Regions from separate parts of the Homo sapiens genome. Here regions 2 and 3 are each linked to region 1. The links are chromatin loops, found by intact Hi-C in ENCODE. Cell type or tissue: Calu3. All regions are shown on one strand.

What was found. A loop is a pair of places that touch in the nucleus more often than their neighbours do. Peaks named below come from ENCODE experiments on the same cell type or tissue, not always from the same donor. Only the 100,000 strongest peaks of a DNase experiment are listed, where the experiment ranks them.
Region 2: a loop joins it to region 1, with 3 times the contacts of the local background. A loop is called at or near these places in 5 of 110 quality-filtered maps.
Region 3: it touches region 1 in a loop (4-fold over the local background); 3 of 110 quality-filtered maps call a loop at or near these places.

Annotation. Positions count from the first base shown.
Region 1 is chr7:103,656,919-103,664,918 of GRCh38, reverse strand. It overlaps RELN (reelin), which reads left to right. Exons shown (of 65, transcript NM_005045.4): 12 at 3,392-3,543. Among named protein-coding and RNA genes, the nearest start is that of SLC26A5, 210 kb to the right of the region's middle. RefSeq lists an enhancer at 3,119-4,318. In Calu3, no CTCF peak of the experiment used is centred here; a DNase peak (open chromatin) is centred at 4,218.
Region 2 is chr7:103,731,740-103,739,739 of GRCh38, reverse strand. The region is part of intron 6 of RELN (reelin); the gene reads left to right. Among named protein-coding and RNA genes, the nearest start is that of RELN, 250 kb to the left of the region's middle. In Calu3, no CTCF peak of the experiment used is centred here; a DNase peak (open chromatin) is centred at 4,229.
Region 3 is chr7:103,748,670-103,756,669 of GRCh38, reverse strand. It overlaps RELN (reelin), which reads left to right. Exons shown (of 65, transcript NM_005045.4): 5 at 3,456-3,488; 6 at 7,166-7,244. Among named protein-coding and RNA genes, the nearest start is that of RELN, 240 kb to the left of the region's middle. In Calu3, no CTCF peak of the experiment used is centred here; no DNase peak of the experiment used is centred here.

The DNA of each region.
Region 1 (8,000 bases):
ACATAAACAAAGTGAAAAAAAGTACAATACAGATAGTCAAGAAAAGATTACTACCTGGAATATATAAAGAATTCAAATCATAAGAAAGTGAGAGAAAGAAAAGAGTGATCCTAATACAAAATGGACATAAATAGGCAACTCAAGATAAGAGTGACCCCAACTGGCCAATAAACATGAAAATATATTTAGCCTCACTACTAATCATGTAAATGCAAAGTTGAGATAAAATTTCATAATCATCTAATAGGCCAAATTTTAAAAGCTTGACAAAATGAAGTGATGGCAAGCTTGTGGGGAAACAGGAACCTTCTACCCTCCTGGTGGAAACATAAATTTATCCAACAATTTTGAAGAGCAATAATGAAGTACCACGTTGCCCAGCAACTCCACTTCTAGATATATACTCTACCAGCCTTTCTCAGCAGAGATTCCTTCGTGATAACCCCAGAACACAGAAAATGATCTGGCTATGCCCTCAATTCTCCTAAAGCTGGTGCACCTGTGATTCTAGAGACAAAGGAGAAAAAGCAATTCACTAATATAATGGGTGCCTTGGGGCATTAGGACTCATTTCTCTCACAGACACCAGTTAAGAAAGGCTGATGGGGAAATTCCCACATGCATATGTAAACACACAAGGACCTTTTATATAGCATTGTTAATAATAACAAAAAAGATAGAAATGACCTAAATGTCTATCAAAAGTTTATGGTCATTCCCCCAAACACCAGTTTATGACTTCTGTTATAGCCAACATGTATTGGAAGGTTTTTGTTTGACTAGCTTCAGAGTCCTCTTGAATGTGGTGTGCTATAAATACGTGTTCCCCTAACCATGGAGCTGTCTTTGACCTTCTGCTTTGTTTTCACTTCTCACTGACACAACCGGGACTTGGGTAGCAACAGATGGGTCCGCCTTGAAAAGGTGAGGGAAAAGGAATCGGACAGACTGGTAGCAAGGGTAGAGAAAGAGTATGAGTAAGGGAACAGGCACCTGGGGCCATAGAGGTCAGTCCTCTATATAAGACCATCCATTTAGGCCTGCGAATCTTTAAAAGAGATCTAAACCTGAAAACCTCTCTGAATATTTTGGGCATTTAAAGTGTGTGCCTAGAACCTAGGCCAACAGAGAAGCTAAAGACCAGGTGGTCATTGCAGGGCTTGGATCTAGACAGGCAGATGGTGTAGCAAATATCTAAGGGGAAGAGGAGGCTGAACCATCAGAGCTATGACTGTAAGTTGATTCAGTACCAAAGCCTAAGCCTGGCAGCAATAGTAGCAGTAGGCATTAAGTACAAGTACAAGGGGACTTTGAGTGGAAGTGGTGGTCAGACCTGCCTGACGTGTGGTCGGGAGAAGAAGAGGGTGTTTCCCAATGTGCCAATTGAAAAGGCTGCTTTCCAGTTTGTGCCAATTTGTGCTAATGGCATGAATTGTCTCAGAGGACAGGGCAAGGATGTGACTAGAGAAAGCAGAGGAAAGTGAGGACAGGATACAGTCAGGAAACTCTACAGGTTTCATTTATTTTCTGAAGATGGAATCCCTTAATCCCGCCATCGCTCAACAAGAATTATTGAGGATCTGCTGGGCATTGAACACTGTGCTAGGGTCTCAGGACACAAAAATAAGACGCAGATCCTGTCTTAGGAGCTGACATATCAGGAATAAAGAAAGGCATGTAAAGAAACAATGGCAGTGTACTGGGAGAAATTAGATCACAAAGGAAGAATCTAACAGTCTGAGATGGAGTGGTGGGGCTGGGTAGGAGGAGCCAGGAAGTTTGGGAAAGACTGTACAGAAAGGTGTTTGATATTTCAAGGACATCTTAAAGAATGACCCTGAGTTTGTTTGATAGACAAAAAGTTAAGATTCAGAGGGCTGACAGAATGTTTTAGTGACTTTGAATTCACATTGTATGGCAAAAGAGTTTGGGTACAAGGCAGAAGAGACATGGTACAAGGCGAGAGATTGTGCTAGAAATGTTCTTGGGCCAGGCCAAGAAGGACTGCATGTTCTGCATTAAGGAACTTGGAATTTGTCCAGATAGCAATGGGGGAGCCCCTGAAAGACTTTAAACAAAGGAGAGATGTAATCATGTATGCAGTTTAGAAATATCACTGAGTGTCTACTAAATAGAGTCTGAACTCCCCTCTTTCCAAACTCTCCATGGATTTGTTCCACTGTACTATTCAAATGTATTTTTTACTCTCCCCTAACACACATCCTCCACCAAGGTCTATTGATTTCTGCACTGTTAATAGTGTCACCCGTTTCTTTTTTTTTTTTTTTTTTTTGTGACGGAGTCTCGCTGTGTCACCCAGGCTGGAGTGCAGTGGTGCAATCTCAGCTGGCTCACTGCAACCTTTGCCTCCTGGGTTCACACCATTCTCCAGCCTCAGCCTCCCGAGTAGCTGGGACTACAGCCATGCACCACCACACCAAGCTAATTTTTTTGTATTTTTAGTAGAGATGGGGTTTCACCCTGTTAGCCAGGATGGTCTCAATCTCCTGACCTCGTGATCCGCCCACCCCGGCTTCCCAAAGTACTAGGATTACATGTGTGAGCCACCATGCCTGCTGGTCATTCCCATTTCTTAGCCTATAGTCATGTGATTTCGTCAACACATTATGCAACTGTGGTAAGAGCATAGGCTCTGGAGTCACACTGCATGGCTTTGAATACTGTCCTCTTCCTTTGCTAGTCATTCTTAACCTCTCTTCATCTCAGTTTCTTCATCTAAAATTGGGGTAGTAATGGTGACTACCTCATAGGGTCACTGTGAGAATTAAATGACTTTAATGTGTAAAGGCCCTAGAAAAGGATCTGGCCAGGTAGTTAGCACTCAATAAAAGCCAGCTATTTTTATTCTCTTCTACATATCCAATTACCTGTTTGATGAGACCCAGTTTAAATCCCATCTCCTTTTTGAAAACTTGCTAGACTTTTGCCAATTCTTATGACTTTTCATTTTATTACTATTTTCAATAGGTAAAACATCATACAAGTATTTATATTATGAGTCTGTCTTTTATAATTCACTGTTTCCTTAGTTCATTGATTTCCCAACTCAACTATAAGTACTTAAAGAATGAAAAGTATCTCAGTCTGGAGCATGGCTCTGATCACAAGTAGACACACCGTATACAAGATTGATTAAATTCATCCCTCTACAGGAAAACTATAACTGTGAATGTAATGTGTTTAAAGTGTATTCACTACCTAAAATTTGTGTTTAAAGTTTAATCATTGCCTAAATAAAGTGCCATATCTTTATTTCAGAATTATTCATTACTAAGTAAGTAAGTGTCCCTCACTAAAAACTAAATGTTATTCTTTATAAAGATTTGGCTTAATATTCTAACTCTAACTCTTAATCCCCCTTTTTTTTTAGATGGGATGTCTTGGGAGCTGTCATTGGTACAGAATGTGGAACGATAGAATCAGGCTTATCAATGGTCTTCCTCAAAGATGGAGAGAGGAAATTATGCACTCCATCCATGGACACTACCGGTTATGGGAACCTGAGGTTTTACTTTGTGATGGGTAAGTACATTTTCACAAACTTTGTTCACCGTGGGGCAAATCCTAGGCCAGCACCTATTCCTGAGGAAGTAAGATTGTTTGTTGTCAACTACGTAAAATGAAAATTCATGAAACGTGAGCTCTCCAGACAGAGCAGAAGCCTGTGGTACTCCCCCGTGTTTCAGGCCAGCCCCGCTGGAGCCAACCTAAAGAGATCTAGTCATGGCTTGCCATGATGAGGCCTGAAGAAGAAATGCCATAATACCTTCCTTCCACCTCTCCCTCCATGGTCATAGCTGAAAAGACAATGAGAGATAAGCTAAAACAAAGCGATTTCTTTTTCCCAGCTTCCCCCCAAAAATAGTCATCAAGGTGAGCCTTTGTTTTCATGAATATCTCATCATTGCATAACTCTTTTGTAGTAGGAAGCTGAGAAATTTAGGTTAATACTTTAATAATACTCTCTATTTTCTAATATGTTTGCAAACACATTAAGAAAAACATGTGTTCATAAGTTATAGTTTTCTTCAAAGTATTGTAGAGCAAATAAAGATAGTTGGAAAATTACCCAAAAAGGAGTTAGAAGGTTGAACTTTGTGACCTCCAAAGTTAATCCTTTTAGTCAACAAGAGCCACAGTTACATATTCTCTCACTGATGTCATTCCAGAAATGTGAGTAGGTGTCACATGCCTTCTTTGTTGAGTGACTGGAAAAGCACAGGCAATATCTGGAAGTGAAACAGGAAATAAACACTGTCTACCTTTGAACTTACTAGCAAAGATGTCAGTTCATCAGGACAAACAGATCTCCTGAGTCTAACTTCAGCATTGACGATTTATTTCTCTTGTATTCCTCACTTCACCTTTTTGATAATCATACAGCTCAGGGTTGCATGGGAAACCTCAGATTGTATCATGCTCTCAAGCATATTACCTATGTGATGCTAACTCATTTTCCATAATTATGTGTTTGATAACAGAGAAATTGTGCATATAAAATAAAGTAATATAGTCTCACATTTAAGGACAACCTCACCTTCACTCTGAACTGGTTTGTCTATTTAAAGGCCCAGAGCTCATTTTCTTTACATAATTAGAATTCAAACTGGCTCTCATTTTATCAAAAGGGATTCCTGGAAAACCTTAAGCCCTCCTCCAAAAAAGTTGTAATAAACATTTAGTATGCCAGCCTAATTTAAGTTTTTTCCCTTTTCCCCATTTTTGACACAATGTATTTCATACCATATTTTGATTTTATTATAATAAATTAACCATATTTGGTGATTTATATGAGATTAAGTCATCATTATATAAGTTCCTTTATATAATTGTCTTTATATAAGATTAATCTTTAATTTTTTCTGGAACAAAGCATATTATTAATCAATGAATTAAAACAGTATTACTATGATGGGGAATTGATTTGAGTGAGCCCAAAGAAGTACATTATCCCAAGTAAAAGCCTCTTCATTCAATTAAAACAGTAAGGAATGCCTACTGAATATAGAGCCTTAAGCCAGGATATATGGAGAATACAAATGGGGAGAATAATGTCACCTAAATCACAGAGTTGCTGGTCAAATGAGTTAATGTATGAAAAGCACTCAAAACTGCCAAATAAATATTTAGACTCAGTATATCTCTGTTGTTATTGATATAAAAATTAATCTGAGTTCCCACCCACAAGTACCATCTGACTATAAGGTAGAATGCAGTGTGCTGTAATGGAATGAAATGCTATGAGAGTATAGAGGAAGCTGTAATTGCAGTGGAGGGATTAGGGTAAAGCTTCATGAAGGAGATGGCATTTGAACTCACCCTTGAAGGATGGGCATGATTTAAATTTAAGGAAGAGAATTCCAAGCTAAGCCATTATGAAAAAAGGGCACAAGAATAAAGGTATGTCATATGTTTGGGGCTGGGTGATTTTCCCAATATAGATAAGTGGAAGCACGTAAGATGGAACTAGAAAAGCAAATTGGAACCAGAATAGTGTTTTCTTTAATTCCTACTAAGGAGTTTGGATTTTCTTTCTCTAGGTAGTGTGGAGCTATCAGAAAATTCCTGTTAGTTCAGCATTACATTATCACCTGTGTTTTAGAAAAGTAATTCTAGCAGGAGTATGATGGAAGATTGAAATAATCAGAAATTAAAGGGCAAGAGATCAGTTAGGGCAGGGTTGCTAGATTTAGAAAAGAAATATATGTATAAGAGAGTAAGTGTGGAATAGAATATTTTGATGTTGCTTATGTTAAGATCAGGTTTCTGGAATGCCATATGAAGGGAGAAATTCTATTCAGAATTCGAATCAGATTCGAAAATCATCCATATGCAGGTGATAACTGGAGCCACTAGAACTGCTATGTTCTCCCAAGCAGAAGGTAGCATAAGACAAACAATTCTTAGGGAGAACCCTCATCTAGGTATAAGTAGAGGGGAAAATAGTAGTAAAGGAGACTGAGAAAGAACATAAACAGAGGTGGGTGGAAGGTGTCATTGGAGCCTACAGGAGGAAGGAAGACAGTGGTTTGGGGGTAATGGCAGGGAGATGATCAACAGTGTAAGGAATGCCAGAGAGAGAGAGAGAGAGAGATCAACCAGGATAAGGGCTGAGAGGCCACCAGTGACTTTGGAGGGAGTTTCCCCAATGGTGTGGTGCCTGGAAAGCCCAAGTATAATACATGGAGTTAAAAATAAAAATAAAAATGTGTCACTGAAAGAGGAGGATGGCTACTTCAAGAGTTTTATCAGTAGAGAGAAGAAAAGAAATGGTGGCCAGATCTTGAGGGAACAGCAGCACCCAGGAAAGGTGTTTTTAGGATGGGATAGATGGATAGGATAGGGTAGGGTGGCATAGGGTAGAGTAAGGATAGGGTAGGTTATGGTAGGATGGAATATGGTGGGATACGATAGGGCAGGATAGATAGGATAGGACTGGACCTATAGAAAACACTTTAAAACTTTCTTGGCTGATGGGAGATAAAGCCATATGGAAAGAGATTTAGAATGAGATAGTTATAAGTAGCCCCTCACTAAATACAGTACCTTAGGAAAATCAGACTGATTGTTAATCTGGATTACATCACAGTCTCTCCCTCTCAGGCCCTGACTATATGTTCTGCCCTTGGTTCACATCAGTCTGCTGTGAGCATATTTCTGGAAAACTTGCTCAACTTTCAAAGTTCAGTTCAACGTCTATTTTCTTTATTCATATATTGACGTATTCAACACATTCATTGAGGACCAGTACAGAGCACTGTTCTTAGAACCAGAATGCAGTGTATTAGACAAAAAATAACCTAAGAGACATCAACTCATTCGTGTATTTGTTTATTGTTCCTCCAACAAATATTTACTAGGCATCTGCTATATGCCCAGCTCTTTTAGCTCACATTGTACCCTTTTCTCTGAATTTTTACTGCAATTAGGGCAGCACAACACAGTTTACTGCCTATTATTATTCTTTAAAAATGACTTAAAACAATATTTAAAATATTTTAAAACTGACTGCCCCGTTTGTTTTTATTGAAATCTTCCTGCACCTTAATTTCTGTACAAGATGCCTCTGAGTCACACCTTTCCACAAGGTGCCAAAGGCTATGAAGCTGAAGAAGAATCCATATCTCCCTGTAGAAGCTGCTGTCATTGACACTTCACAGAACTATAAATTGCTCCCGGAAGAATCTTTCAGATAAAATCTGTCATCATTTTAAAGTCTTGGCTCCTTTAGGACTTTTTTCTTCTGCCATTCTGGGCTGGGTGTGGCTCTCACGTGTGTTTCAGTTATCTCTGAAGGGCAGATGCAGTTCATGAACTGTTCTTAAGAGAGCAGAGAGAAGTTACAGAAAACAGATGAATGAAATTAGAGAAAACTGATAGTTCAGTGCCTGCGTCATTAGGTATGGTGCACTAAACCCACACTGCCTGTGATTATTCACCTTTTTTGTCCTTTTTTGGTAAATCCTTAATATATAATTATAAATATCCTTATATGTATATATTGTCATATATACGTATTTATATATAATCCTCAATTTAAAAGTTTTGTTTTCTATTAGGAATTTCATTTTCACGTGGATTTTTTCTCCAGAGACCATCAATTACAATGGCTTTAGTAGCTGTATTTATCATAACACTGAAGCATGTAAGGAAATGCTTGAATATATGATATAAATGTCAAAATCATAAGATTTTTCTCCACAGGTTGTTGAACAGTAAACATTATTAGGATGAGATATACATTGTCACCATACTTGACTTCTCCATTCTCAGTTCAAATTACCTAATCCAGTAAATATTTATTATATGCCAAATTACATGTGCCTAACATGTGTAGCATGCCAGATTTCAATGCTTTGCAAAAACCATCCTCCAAGACTTACCTATTGAGTGGTAGTAAAGGTTTGAAGTCAAACAGAATAACATTAAAGACATGCTTTACTTTGGGACTATGGGCACATTATATAACCTTTCTTGGC
Region 2 (8,000 bases), 75 kb before region 1:
ATCCCCACTCCCCCAGCGGCTGCTGATTGACTTGTTTGAATGAGAGATGAGAAGTGAAGTTTGAAGTGAAGAGAGTAACAAAATCCCTTCATGTGAATATAATGGTAGCTCAACCTTGATGAGAATGAAGCTTCTGCACTTTACCCTGGACCACAAGCACTATACCTCTGGAGCTCAACATGAATTGCATCAATTCCAATGTGCCATTGAACCCAAGAGGGTGAGGGAGAGCACAAATGAATGAATACCACTTTACCAGTGCTGTTAGCAAGTGTGTTCAATGTGGCTGCACTACTGATGACAGAGGGCATCAATAGTGTCTTAGTCATACAGCAACAACCCTCCAAAACCTCCCCCAACAAAATGGGAAGGAAAACCTCGTATAACTAAATTCAGAAGAATGTAAGGGACCACAAATACGTCGTATTTTATTAACACTTTACTTATGCAGCTACTATTGAACATCAACTACATATCCATAGTTTCTTTTTATGAATTAAATTATTGCACTATAATATAAACAGTGCCAGTATTTTATGTGAATGGGGAAATTCTTGATTTTTTTGAAAAATAATTATACCTAACAGCCAAAAACTAGAATCATCCCAGGTGTTCATCAACAGGAGGATGGATACACCACAGTGATATGTGCACACAATTGAATACTATTAACATTCGGCAATAAAGAGGAATGAATTATTGTCAGTCGCAACAACATGGATGAATCTCAAAAATTTTAAGTTGAATGAAAAGATGCCAGGCCAGGCACAATGGCTCACGCCTGTAATCTGAACACTTTAGGAGGCCAAGGCAGATGGATCACAAGGTCAAGATATCAAGACCATCCTGGCCAACGTGGTGAAACCCTGTCTCTATGAAAAATACAAAAATTAGCTGGGCATGATGGCATGCAGCTGTAGTCCCAGCTACTCGGGAGGCTGAGGGAGGAGAATCACTTGAACCCAGGAGGCGGAGGTTGCAGTGAGCCGAGATAATGCCACTGCACTCCAGCCTGGTGACAGAGTGAGCCTCTGTCTCAAAAAAAAAAAAAAAAAAAAAAAAAAAAAGGAAGGAAGGAAGGAAAGATGCCAGACCCAAGAGTTCATTCCAGTTGTATGAAATCCAGATTAGGCAAAGTTAACATGATAGAAATAAGATCAGTAGTTGTTTCGGGGACAGAGAGTTGACTGGTAAAGGGCATGAGGCACCTCTCTGGGGTGATGATTATGTTGTATATCATGAGAGGATGTGGGTTACATAGATGGATGCATTTTCAGAACCTGAGATCTGCGTATCTCATTGTGTGTAAATTTCCCTCAGTAAAAATTTCAATAAGAAGAAAGGCAATGAAAAAAATAAGACATAGGAGATATTTCTGGTTCATAACTTGAGACAGAGAGAGACTGCAAAGGAACTAAAACATGAATGGATTTTAGTTTTCTCAAGAAGAGTTTTACCCTTTAAGCAATTACAAAGTCAGAGAGGATCTTTGTTTTACTTAAGTTATCCCTTTAATGCTTATTTTCCGAAGATCACAGAAGGCATCCAGAGCTCTAATATCACCAGGCTCTGATGTTCTAGTGGGAAATGTAGAACTATTAAAAAACACAATGATAACTGGCAACTAGATGACAACAGATGTTTCCCCTCCAGCACAATGATAGAACAATAATAATAGCAGAGATGTCCTACTCAGCAGAGATCAGGGAAGAACAGGAGTTACTCCTCAGAAATAGCATCTTAGATGACTGGGTTGTGATGCCAACAGAGATGTGAAACATCAAGAAAGCCACAAATAAAGTTGTTTCAGGTCCTGTGGTACAAGAAGACCTCCATCAGTTGGATAATGATACAGAAAGGTCCACAATTTACAACAAAGGAAGCTAAAGCCATGATTGGCATTGCATTGGATTGCTAGAATCAAGAAAAGACTAGAACATTTCCATTTTCATATGTAAATGACAATATTACAGGACCGGGGAAATAGCGATCACAGACTCTGCTGCATCTGGTATTCTCCTGAAAATACTAATTTGTTGGAGCAATTAATATGAAATAAGGAAAAAGATTGGTGATTTGGCTTACTAAAATTCCTTTGAGAAACATAATTGTCTGAACAAATAGTATAGAAATACTGAGATTTCAAGATGATGGGTGAGTTATTCTAGCTGGAACTTTATTTAATAATAGCTTAGCCCACAAACGAAAAGAAGTCAAACAAGCAGTAAAACCACTTTATAGTTCATTAGTATCTTGGACAACCCCCATGCCATAAATAATAAAAAACAGAAGACTCCTCCATTTAGTAGCCAAGTGTGAGAACTACAATATAAGTGGATTTTCTAGGTAATCAGAAAGAAGTAAGACTGATGAACAAACAACTGAGAAATAAATTGGATAATAAAAGTATCTCCACTTTGCTCAGTGTCCAACACGCCCATGGGCAGTGAGCCGGAAAGGCAGTGCTGGTGAAAGGGAGCATAAACCTTTCATTTTCTCAACAGCAAGTGGCTACAGGAGATGGTGAATAGATGAAAAAAATCAGACACAATAAATATTTTCTCTGATGACATACCCTTGCCAGAACCTCTCGTATATCTGTGCATTTTCAGGTTATGGAATTATCATTTAATATTTGGAGTTTAATGGTTCACTATTTTGATCATATATGAATCTTTCTCTACTTTTTCTCTAACCTCCTCCCTCTTGATTTCTTCACCACTTTCTGCTCTCTCTTACTTTTTCTTCTCTTTTGTTAATAACTTTTTTCTCTTATTACAAAACTCTTCTCTGAGTTTCCTCTCTAGCTTCCTCCCCCTCATTCCCCTCTTTTTCTATCATGATGTAATTGCTCCAGGGAAAAGCTTCATCTACAATAGAAAGGTTAACCAGGGGGTGTCCAACTAATAAAATAAGGTGTGAATCTAGAGGTTTATTACTTCCTTGTTTAATTTCTGCTTTAGGTGGCAAAAACAAGAGCTCACTCAAAGGAATTAAATGTCAAGTACATTTGAAACAAGTAAGAAAATATTTCTTCAAGCAGCATGTAGTGGAATTTACCATAGTAGGAGGTCAGAATATTGTGTGCAGTAGTAAGATTTTAGAGGTGTTATTTTTAACCCAAATAACGTTTGTCATTCGTACCTGTTAATGAAGACGAGATCGAATTTTTTAACTCCCTAGAGAAATAAGAAGAGTTATCTTACCTTCCTCAGTGAAAAGTAATGAGAAAGAATGAGCTATAAATGGAGTTTGTCATTTTCGCATTTACAGTATGTGTTAGCTCCTTAGAAAAAAAGACATGACATAGTTGAAGGTAATATTCTCAGTCTTATACAATGAACTTTCCTTGCTGTTTCTCTAAAAAGATTCCACATTTACAAAGAGGATAGGATTTAAAAAAAATTAAGCTTGATCTTTCATTTCTTGAAAATGATCATGTAAATTGCTTACAGGTGTAATGGTCATGCCCTCTTTATTATAAAACAGCTATATTGTAAAATATGGTCAGAAGTTGAGTATTTGGTTGTTGAGGTTTGAATGGAAGGTACAAAGAGTTCTAGTGTCTCGGAATAAGTCAGCTGACAGCCCAGCTACCAAATGGCCGGCAAGGTCTGATTTACTTTGATGAATTCATCATTCCTTGATTTGGCCTTGCTTTGCAAGTTCACACCTCAGATTCTTCTTAGCACAGGCAGTGTGATCCGTACCTGGGGGTGCAGACACATTATCTTTGGGTCAGGAAATTACAAGAAACTTTTCTTTTCCTTTTTCGGTTTTAAAGAACTTTAAGTAATCAGAACAAAAGTTAAAATTATCTGACTATCTCCATTCAGAAATACTGGTGAATGTGGCTCAGAAATGCAAGCTTATAGAATGCCAGATTGCTTCTGGTGGAGCTGATCGTCAGACACTGACTCCTTCAGTGGCAATACATTATGGAGAGATAATATGATGTCCTTGGTCTTGGGGACAAATTACATGTATCTCAAATGATAATTTGATGATAACTGACTGTCAGTGAGTTTCTAGGTGATTAACTTGCTTCAGCAGAGTACCTGACTACAGGCTGAGTGATTTCACTGTGATCTAAAAAGAATGAGTCATGCCATTAGACTGCTCTTGAGAAAACAATATTTCAGTTATTTATTGTTATCAAGATGATGTCACCACCAACCATTCATAAATCTCTGGTTGTGCAAAGGAGCTCAATTTTCTCATTCATCCTCCTCCTCTTTCCTGCATCCTGAGAGCCCGTCTGAGTCACTGCTATGTGGGGACCCCAGACTACAGGGACATTTCACTTCATCTTCCTCTGTGCCCAATGAATGGGTGGTTGAGCATATTTTCATGCCTAATAATTTAAAAATCAGGATTAAAAAACCCAGTTATATCTTCAGAAGTATACTCTCTACTGTTCAAAGGTACCATCATATGTAATACTTTGTCCCATGAAAAAAAACAGCCACCTGAATAATAAATAAATAAAAAATAGAGAACTAATAACAAAATAACAAGCTTGCAATCTACCAAGGAGCTTGTTACAGTGGAAGACAAAACACTGGTTCAAAGCCTTTCTTTTTCTTTTATGTTTATGGTTTGATCCTAGTTTTTTTGGTCAGCAAGTACCAGTCTTTATATTTACTGATTCTTTTATGTTTTTGTTAGTGAAAAAAAAGAGATGGTGTACATATAAAATAGATTGTGATGAATTATCTAAGAATATATATAGCCAAAGGGGTACTGAATATGATTGTCGTGTACTTCAGCCCAGTGAATTCACTGTTAATGTTTTTTATGAAGTCCACTCATCGCTCTACTTTTTGTACATTTTTATCAGAAAAACAAAAAAATTACCCTATAATTGAAAAAACAGTTTTTAAGAAAAGTTATTGTAAATTTTCAAAATAAATGTTCACCGTCAAAATGATAAACATTCCTTGAAATGCACATTGTTTTTATAGAATTGGAATTTTTCCCTCACTAGCTGCATTAGGCAGAACGCAAACAATATTGGATAAGAAATCAGGCAACCTGAATTCTAGTCCTGTTTCATCATCATGAGGGAGTGATGAGATGCAGTGATATTTCAAGTCCCCTCTCACTTGATGATCTGTAAACTCAAGTAATAGATAAGCTTCATGTGGAACCTAAGCATGTGATAAATTGGTTCAGAGAAGGTTTAATAAGTTCAAGCTTTCAATGGTTTTTGAGGATTGCTAGCATTTCCCTTAAAATGTCTTTTAATCATATTGTTCATGGCAAAATATATTTTTGAGGTGGACAATCCATATGATACGCCAAGGTATTTGTCAGATTCTTATGTTCTGTTTTTCATATTGGGAAATATAAAAGGGGAAAAGCATTCTTAGATTACAGAAACATTTAGTATTACTTTTACTATTAGGCAGAGAAGCAATTCATTTCTGATCCTTAGGTTGAGAGGTCACATTCCTTTTCAAATTGAACAACAGAAGTCTGTTTAACTGGGATTATTGAAAACTTCCTTCTTCCCACAAATCTCTGAAGAATATGTTACCTAACTTTACAAAGCCCAACATTTTCCTGAGAACATGAGAAAGTGGAAAACATTTAATTGTGAGGTTACAGATTTATACGTCGGCAATAAACAACAGTAGTTTTTGTTTTTGTTTTTGTTTTGCACTGAGCCTAAAGAAAATTGAACCACTCATTATCCCGCAAATGAAATCCTAGTTCTTAGGAACTCATAGAACTTTTCCATAAAGGAAGAGTAGAATTTCAGATTACTTGTGGTCTTTATAGAGAACATTTTTTTTTATTATACTTTAAGTTTTAGGGTACATGTGCACATTGTGCAGGTTAGTTACATACGTATACATGTGCCATGCTGGTGCGCTGCACCCACTAACTCGTCATCTAGCATTAGGTATATCTCCCAATGCTATCCCTCCCCACTCCCCCCACCCCACAACAGTCCCCAGAGTGTGATGTTCCCCTTCCTGTGTCCATGTGATCTCATTGTTCAATTCCCACCTATGAGTGAGAATATGTGGTGTTTGGTTTTTTGTTCTTGAGATAGTTTACTGAGAATGATGATTTCAAATTTCATCCATGTCCCTACAAAGGACATGAACTCATCATTTTTTATGGCTGCATAGTATTCCATGGTGTATATGTGCCACATTTTCTTAATCCAGTCTGTCATTGTTGGACATTTGTGTTGGTTCCAAGTCTTTGCTATTGTGAATAATGCCACAATAAACATACATGTGCATGTGTCTTTATAGCAGCATGATTTATAGTCCTTTGGGTATATACCCAGTAATGGGATGGCTGGGTCAAATGGTATTTCTTGTTCTAGATCCCTGAGGAATCGCCACACTGACTTCCACAATGGTTGAACTAGTTTACAGTCCCACCTACAGTGTAAAAGTGTTCCTATTTCTCCACATCCTCTCCAGCACCTGTTGTTTCCTGACTTTTTAATGATTGCCATTCTAACTGGTGTGAGATGGTATCTCATTGTGGTTTTGATTTGCATTTCTCTGATGGCCAGTGATGATGAGCATTCTTTCATGTGTTTTTTAGCTGCATAAATGTCTTCTTTTAAGAAGTGTCTGTTCATGTCCTTCGCCCACTTTTTGATGGGGTTGTTTGTTTTTTTCTTGTAAATTTGTTTGAGTTCATTGTAGAGTCTTAAACGTTAGACCTAAAACCATAAAAACCCTAGAAGAAAACCTAGGCATTACCATTCAGGACATAGGCATGGGCAAGGACTTCATGTCTAAAACACCAAAAGCAATGGCAACAAAAGACAAAATTGACAAATGGGATCTAATTAAACTAAAGAGCTTCTGCACAGCAAAAGAAACTACCATCAGAGTGAACAGGCAACCTACAAATGGGAGAAAATTTTCGCAACCTACTTATAGAGAACATTTTTGGGGGTTAAATACCTCACTGCACTCAACCAAGTTAAATTGTTAGACACAGAGGCATTCTGAGAAAGTGAGGAGGGTAGGACTGAAAGAGCACTTATGCATTTAAGTATTGTTTCAAATTCTGGGGTAAGCCAGGAATTACTTTCCTTGGAATTTGAATGTTTATTTATATCCATAAGTTTTTAAAATTCATCTCGTCTTTCACATGGATCACTATTCTCTTCTTGGAAGCCATGACCACCAGTTGCCTTCTGTACGGTCTTGCCTTGTCTCCATTAGGATCATTGTGTTCATCATGAAATTATGATTTATCTTTCCCTTTATCATAATGGCATTCATATGTGTAGTTGTACAATACTTTATTGATAGAAAAAAATATTAGGAAGATCACCTTAATGGGCAGCACAGATTAAGAACATGCATAGAAATGAACCCCACCACCAATAATTATGGGGAAGTAAATGGAGATACACTTGGATTGATACACACTGAAGGATTATGATGATGGTTTGAGCTTTCCAGAAACTAGCCCATGGGCAATCTGATTGTTCCCCAGGGATTCATTCTTGGACCTTTTCTCTTCTTACTTTGTATATCCTCCCTTATCCCGAGGACCCTAAAGATATACACTCCCATGATTTCAACTATATCCTAAACTGTCATATCAGTCCCAATCTCCTTTCTCTGAAAGTTCAGCTGATCATCTCCAATTTTCAGTGTAACTAAAAAGCAGGCAGTTTCCAAGCCCTCTAATTCTCTAGAGTTGTATTGTCCAACATGGTAGGCACTAGTCACATACGGCTGTGGAACACTTGAAATGTGGCTAGTCTGAATTGAGATGTGCTGTAAGCATAGAATACACCCCATAATTTGAAGACAGTATTTAAAAATGTAAACATTGTAATTAATAATTTTTATATTACTTACATGTGAAAATATAATTGAATATATTGAGTTAAATAAAACATCTTGTTAAAATTAATGTTTCTTTTTAATGCAACCATTAGAAGTGGAAAATGAAAAAAGTGGCTTACATTAGGTTTTTATAGAGCAGTGGAAGGTGTCCACTTTGCTCCA
Region 3 (8,000 bases), 92 kb before region 1:
GACCACTTATAATAAAGGACTTTTGGACAATGTTATGTGTCTATTCTGGCATTTTTTAAAGGTTTGGATCTTCAATTATTTTCTGAAATATCATAAAATATATTACAACTAAGGAGTAGCTTTCAAATCAATTTATTATTTATTGAGACACTATTACCAGCTTTGGCTTATGTCTTGGGTGGACATATTTTCTGCTTTTGAGGAGCCTATTTCTTCTTCAGAGCAAAGATGAGTACTTAACACAGAGAACAGTTCAGCATGCTATAAAAATAAGCAGTGGATTGTGTAGTTTAAACCAGTGAATTTTAAATCTGGCTTTCTATCAGAATCGGTCAAGGAGGTTTTAAAAAATACAACTTCCGGGCCTCCACCCTCAGAGATTCTGACTCAGTGGGTCTTTCTAAAATGGCCCTCTCCTGCTGATTGTGATGTATATGTTTCAGTGAAAGCTTCCATGTGTCCAGATAATTTAGCAAAGGTAGATGTCCATTTCAATAAACAATTTAAAGTAAAGCATTTTATAACTCATTCCCTTTATTGAGTTGAGGCCTTAGTCACCAAAGTCATTTAATGTAAAGTAGGCAACAATATTTCTGCAGATATTTTGTTATACATATCTAATTATTGTATTGCATAGTAAATATTTCTAATTAATAATTGTCATAACTTTTCCTACATTTAATTTAACCAGTTTATTTCACAACCTGTGAAATAATTTGAAAAGTTCCATACTGTGTAGACAGGGTTTTTCTTTTCTTTTTAACACTTTATAACATGAATACAGAGAATCCCTTTTGCAATATAGCTAACGTTAGGCATGGTAAACTATCATGATATCTTTTTTTTTTTTTTTTCTTGAGGTGGAGTCTCACTCTGTCCCCCAGACTGGAGTGCGGTTGTGCGATCAGCTCACTGCAAGTCCGCTTCCCAAGTTCACGCCATTCTCCTGCCTCAGCCTCCTGAGTAGCTGGGACTACAGGCACCCGCCACCACACCTGGCTAATTTTTTTATGTTATTTAATTATTTTATTTTATTTATTTTATTTTTTTTATTTTTTTTTTGAGACAGAGTCTCGCTCTGTCCCCCAGGCTGGAGTGCGGTGGCGCGATCTTAGCTCACTGCAAGCTCCGCCTCCTGGGTTCACGCCATTCTCCTGCCTCAGCCTCCTGAGCAGCTGGGACTACAGGCGACCGCCACCACGCCCGGCTAATTTTTTGTATTTTTAGTAGAGATGGGGTTTCACCGTGTTAGCCAGGATTGTCTCGATCTCCTGACCTCGTGATCGGCCCGTCTCGGCCTCCCAAAGTGCTGGGATTACAGGCGTGAGCCACTGCGCCTGGCCATTTTTTTATTTTTTTATTTTTAGTGGATACGGAGTTTCACTGTGTTAGCCAGGATGGTCTCGATCTCCTGACCTCGTGATCCGCCCTCGTGATCCGCCCACCTCAGCCTCCCAAAGTGCCGGGATTACAGGCATGAGCCACCGGGCCCGGCCACTATCATAATATCTTAAGAAACAAAACAAACAACAAAAAAATCCCTTCGGTCCTCATCTCCATATAAGATCTCATTTCTCACCTTTGCAGCTAACCTTCTTGAAAGAGCAGTCTGCACAGCTGTTGAGTCTAGACTCTGAGGCCAAAATCCCTGAGTTCATCTATAGACACTCCTTAGCACAGTGCCTTAATAGCAGGATGTTCTTCGTAGATATCAGCTTTATTAGGATTATTTTGGCCTCTCCTTCAACTCTCTTAGCTCTTAAAACTCTTTTTCTTATTTCCTTAATGGAATGCACTTTAACTCAGTCACCTTTGCTAGCTTGTCTTCTTCCACCTGTCCGTTAAATATATATTTGACTGTGCATTTCACTTCTTTCTTTTTATTATTTATTTAGAGACAGGGTCTGACTCTCTTGCTCAGGCTGGAGTGTGATGTTGCATTTCTAGCTCACTGCATCCTCAAACTCCTGGCCTCAGGTGATCCTCCTGCCTCAGCCTCCTGAGTAGCTAGGACTACAGGCGTGCACCACCATGCCCAGCTAATTTTTAATGTTTTTTTTAGAGACGAGGTCTCCTACTATATTGCTCAGGCTGGTCTCAAACTCTTGGCCTCAAGTAATCCTCTTGCCTCAGTCTCCCAAAGTGCTGGGATTACAGGCATGAGCTACTTCTCTCAGCCTCACTTTATACCTTACATTCTCTCTGAGTGACTCGGTCTTCCTTTTGTAACTCCACCACCTCCTGCTTGATAACGATTTCCTAATTGATATACAGTACAAATGTCCCTCCTAGCTGTAGTTCAGCACTAATAGAAGTATAATGTAAGCCCCGTGTGCAATTTTAAATATTCTAGTAGTCACATCTATAAAATGGAAAGAAATAGATGAAATTAATTTAATAGTGTATTTTATTAACACAGAATATGTAAAATATTAAACATTTGGATATAATGTGGTCAATTTAAAACTATTAATGAGATATTTTACATTTTGTGTACTAAATCTCCAAAATCTAGTATGTACTTTACACTTATAGCACATCTTAAGAAATATTTGGCCTGTATTAAGAGTTCATAAAATTGACAATTGAAATGTAGATCCACATACCCAGTGTTTCTTACCTGCTTAAAGATCTTCCAGTAACTGAATTGAGTATCAAAAATCATTTTCCTTTAATGTCCAGATCCACCTTGACAAAATGTTTTCATTTTTATTAGAAGAGCTGATTTACCTTTAATGCAAAAACATATCAGTTTCAAAACTATGTCCAAGTATTATTCTTGTGTCAGCATAGTATTATTAACATGGAATTCACAGAAATATTGCATACATTGAAAAGCAAGTCTAAAATAATTAACATCAAGACATTCTTCAAATTTTTCTTGTAGGTTTTTGCAGACAATTTAGAAGATACTGGAAATTACAGTTAAAATCTTCTGGAGACACAATTCACGTTAGGAAATTCATGTGTAAAACCATTATTAATTTGTATTTTCAAAGTTTCAATTTCAACATAAATTTTCCTACTTTTCCAGCTAGTTTGCAAATAAACCCTTGTTTTCCTTGAAGCTTCAGATTTGGCTTGTTCATATGCACTGTGATACTGGTGAGAGAATGTATATCATTGTGCCAGGTTTTTGTTATTCATTATTGGATAATTGGCAAGTATTCCTTTTGTTTCAAGAAAATCTTTAATTAGAGCTAACAATTCAGTGAATCTTTGCAAAACTCTTCTCTGATTTAACCAATAAGTGTTGGCACAAAATACAAGATCATTAAATTTATTGTCTTCTATTTTTTCAAGGGTTCCAGAAACTCCTAAAAAGACTAAAAAGTCTGTAGCCATTTGATTTGCTTAATGTGACTTAAGTTTTATAACTGTGTTGTGACTCTTTATTACTGGATTTTGCTTTCATTCCTGATCAGTTGTCTTTCTTCTTTCCTCTCTTGATTCAGCTCCAACAGATGTCACTGTGCACCCACATCTAGGTAAGTGTTTAAGACTCTGATGTCATTAACTTTAGTACTTGATCTACTTGTTTGGCTTTTCTGGCTATACGAGCAGATGTTATAGAGGCAAGGAAGCTGTCCTCTCTGATCATTGATCAGTCACTGAAATTGGACTTGGGTACGGATTATACTTGAACACAGAACCTCCTTGAGGAAACATTCATGCTGCCCAGCGGGGGGCTCATGCAGGAACTTTCACACCTGTTAGTACCCTCAGCCCTGAGATCCTATTGAGTGTAAGCTTTTGCATTCTAATGCTTAATTTTCCCCAGAGTCCCTCATAATACTAGATGCCCATCATAAATATTAGAGCATGGAGCTAGTGGGCAAGAAGCCATGAATGTGGAAGAACTGAAGTCATTTAAGATTTGGGATTTATGCTCAAATTAGTACTGAATTGTTAAGAAAAAGAAATTATTTTGTCATTTCTTTAAAAATTGAACTGAAGCTGGGCATGGTGGCTCATGCCTGTAACCCCAACAGTTTAGGAGGCTGAGGTGGGAAGATCACTTGAGACCAGGTGTTTAAGACCAGCCTGGGCAGCAGAGCAAGACCCCCATCTCTACCAAAAAAAAATGTTAAAAATTAGTCAGTGTGGTGGTTGTGCACCTGGAGTCCTAGTTACTTTGGGGGCTGAGATGGGAGGATCATGTAAACCAGGATTTCAAGGCTGCAGCAAGCTATGATTGTGACACTGTCCTCCAACCTGGGCAGCAGAGCAAGATCCTGTTTCTTTAAAAAAAAATTGAAATGAGACTGTTTAAATAAATACCTGCTTCTTAAAATGGCACCATGGATTTTTCATAATGTCATGCTCTTAGTGGCCCACAGTTCTTGAGGCAGGGTATATAGTGGTTAGGATCACAGATTCTGGGAAACTGCCTGGGTTTATCTCACTTTTACCACTTGCTAGCCACACAATATTGAGCAAGTTACTTAACCTCTCTGTGCCTCAGTTTTCTCATCTGCAAAGTAGAATTAATAATAGTATCTATCTCATAGGGTTGGTATAAGGAATAAATGATTTTGTTTTCATAAAGTGTATGGTAAATAATATAGTGGTGTTTGGAAGTAAATCAATACACAAACAGGTATCCAATGAGGCTTACCCATTGCCTTTGTAAATAAAAAAGTCTCTAGAAAACAAGTGATCTTTAAGCGTTAATTTTCTCATTTGTGTCAGTGAAGATTTATTTTAAAAGCAATTTCCTACACTATAGTATTTAATAAGAATGAAAAGAAATCATCCTAGCTGGTTGCAGCCTTTTCAAATGTCTTTCACTATGGGACTTTCTAGATAGGTCAGTTATTTGTCTCTTGGGCTTTTCCTTTCAACCTATAAACCCAATTAATTTATTTTTCCTCTTTGGAAAATCTGCCTTGAGAAGCTCTACTTTTATGTAATGCTACAGCTTGGGGCTCCTCTTATTTGGCAGACAAATGCAAGCGCTTAGAAGCATGCCTTCTGGCAGCCAAGACAGGCTGGTGACCCGCAGTGGCCCAGCCAAGTCTCGGCCAGATTGGGTATCTGAGAGAGCTGTACCCTGTAGGCATCTGAGGCACTGCATCTCATCGCTCAGAGGAATCATTAAATCACTCCCATGCACAGAATACATCACAGCGTTCTCTCCAGTGTATATCCATATTCTCCCTGTTCTCATGCCTGAGGCTTCGCGTCTGAGCATCCAGTCCTCTCAGTACATGCTGATTCACTGGTTTCCATGACTTCATTACGTGCTTGCCTGCTGGCCTACCTGGTATAAAGGAGGCAAGGACTGCCATGGCTGGGGATGTCACCAAAGAGAATGTGAAATTATGCTTCCTGATATTGGGAAGTAATTTTAATTACCCAGTGATTTCAGAGAATTATATTTGAGTGAGCCTAAAAAACATAAAAATATCACCTTTAAAAGAAAAAGTTATGAGAGTTTTTTGTTAATCAGATATTATTTTAATTTTTCCAAAAGACAGTCTGTTAGCTAGTTCAAACAAAATTGTCAAGACCCAAAGAAGTTAGAGTAGCTGGAACAAACTTCCTAAGCAAACCATGAATCAGATGAGAGCATTGTTAAAGTACTAAATTAATTTTTACAACATGAATAGAAATAATTATCATTTCTCACACAACCTTTAAAATAAGCACACTTACACCGTAGCCAGCCATGAAAGTGAGTTTACTTATTCATCATCTATTCAGCAGAAATATGAACTCTACAGTTGGTGAAAATATTGCACTTGACATGCCCAAAGTTCTTCTAGAACTTAAAAATAGGTATTCAATATACCTCAAATGTGTAGTGATAATATATTTAAAACCATGTATGGCTCCCTGGCATTCCTCCTGACTTCTAAATTGATTTTATTTAGGAATTTTACTTATATAGATAAATTCTCTTATGCAGTTCTGAAAGAGAAAAAAAGTTCACAAATTTAAAAACATTCAGTAAAAGATGAGTGAATATAGGGAAGGAGAGAAAGCAAGCCAGGGCAAGAAGGATAGTGGGAAAGAGAAGAAAAAATGGGTTAGTAGATTACAGCAATTTTAGCTGAGAATAAATAGCCAGAATGTTCTATCCAATTCCATGCTTTAAAGTGAATTAGACACTGACGCTGTCTGGGCAGTCTCTTGGAAGCCATGGATGAGTATATGTTGAAATATGGATATATTAGTTCATTCTCACGCTGCTAATAAAGACATACCCAAGACTGGGTTATTTTTAAAAGAAAGAGGTTTAATTGACCCACAATTCAGCATAGCTGGGAAGGCCTTAGGAAACTTACAATTGTGGCAGAAGGGGAAGCAAACACGTCCTTCTTCACATGGTGGCAGCAAGAAGTGCCGAGCAAAAGAGGGAAATGCCCCTTATAAAACCATCAAATCTCAGCTGGGCACAGTGGCTCACGCCTGTAACCCCAGCACTTTGGGAGATCGAGGCAGGTGGATCACCTGAGGTCAGGAGTTCAAGACCAGCCTGGCCAACATGGCGGAACCCCGTCTACTAAAAATATAAAAATTAGCCAGTCATGGTAGTAGGCACCTGTAATCCCAGCTACTCAGGAGGCTGAAAGAGGAGAATTGCTTGAACCCAGGAGACTAAGGTTGCAGTGAGCCAAGATCATGCCGCTGCACTGCAGCGTGGGCAACAGAGCGAGACTCTGTCTCAAAAAATAAAAAAAAACCATCAAATCTCATGAGAACTCACTGTCATGAGAACAGCATGAGAGTAACTTGCCCCCATGATTCAATTACCTCCCACCGTCCCTTCCACGATATATGGGGATTATGGGAACTACAATTCAAGATGGAATTTGGGTAGGGACACAGCCAAGACATACTGAAGGAAGACAAGTCCCGAATAGCCTCTCCTTGTAGGTTGGTGCTGATTTTGGCCTTCCTGCCTTGCCTGCCTAGTGATAGCTTCATAGATTTCCTTTTGGGGTCTTTGGTTTTCCCAACTTCTAGGTGTTTAAACCGCAGAGCTTTTTACCCTTGTCCCTTAGTAGTTTGAGGGACAAAGCAAATATAATCAACTGCTCATTTAAAATTTAGTTTTAGGATACATTATTCTTCATAAATACAGCATGTTGGCACTTGTGTTTAGCTAAATGTACTGTTGTAGTATATTTCTTTCCTAAATACTTCCTTTTTCTTTTAGCTGAAATACATAGTGACAGCATTATCCTGAGAGATGACTTTGACTCCTACCACCAACTGCAATTAAATCCAAATATATGGTAAGTTACAGGAACATTCCTCACTTTGGTTTGCTTAATGTAACAAATGATGCTGACTGCTCCTTTAAGGAGCAGTTACTTAAAATTAAGTTGATCTTTAGTGCTAAGCTATCAGTGAGACTTGTTAAGCTATGGAACTGGGCTTAATGTAGACTGCATATAATGTCTATTACTTGACTTCTTTAAGAACTGAATCCAGGTTCTCCTCAAAGCCATGAGTGTGGTTAGATTTTTTTTTTCAGTTTTGCAATATCCTTACATAGAAAATATTATGCTATTATATGTCTAATAATTTCATTTATGCCAAGCAAAGAAGGGAAATGGTTTATCTGAAATGACAAATGATTTGAGTCATACTTCCAAATAATTTCTAAATTATTAGGTCAACTCATTATGTATACTCCAGTCTTTCCTTCAAAAGCTGTTTAAGTGTAACTCTGTGGGATTTTTGAGGGGAAATAAATAATGAGCCAAAATTCACTCATTAAAAGCTTGTCTAATACATAAATGGATGCATGAATTTGTTGGCAATCTGTTGCATTTTTGCTGACTTTGAAGAAATAGGTCTATCGACCCAGAGTTACAATGAAAATCAATTTGCATAATTTGGAACAATATCTGAATTTGGATTTTCTATTATACTAAATGTTTTTTGTTTGGACAGAAGAGTTCAAGATAAATTAGCAACTCTAATGTAAACTAAGTTCAAGTAATGTAATACTCAAGACTAAAAAGAAAATAATCATTTCATCCTTG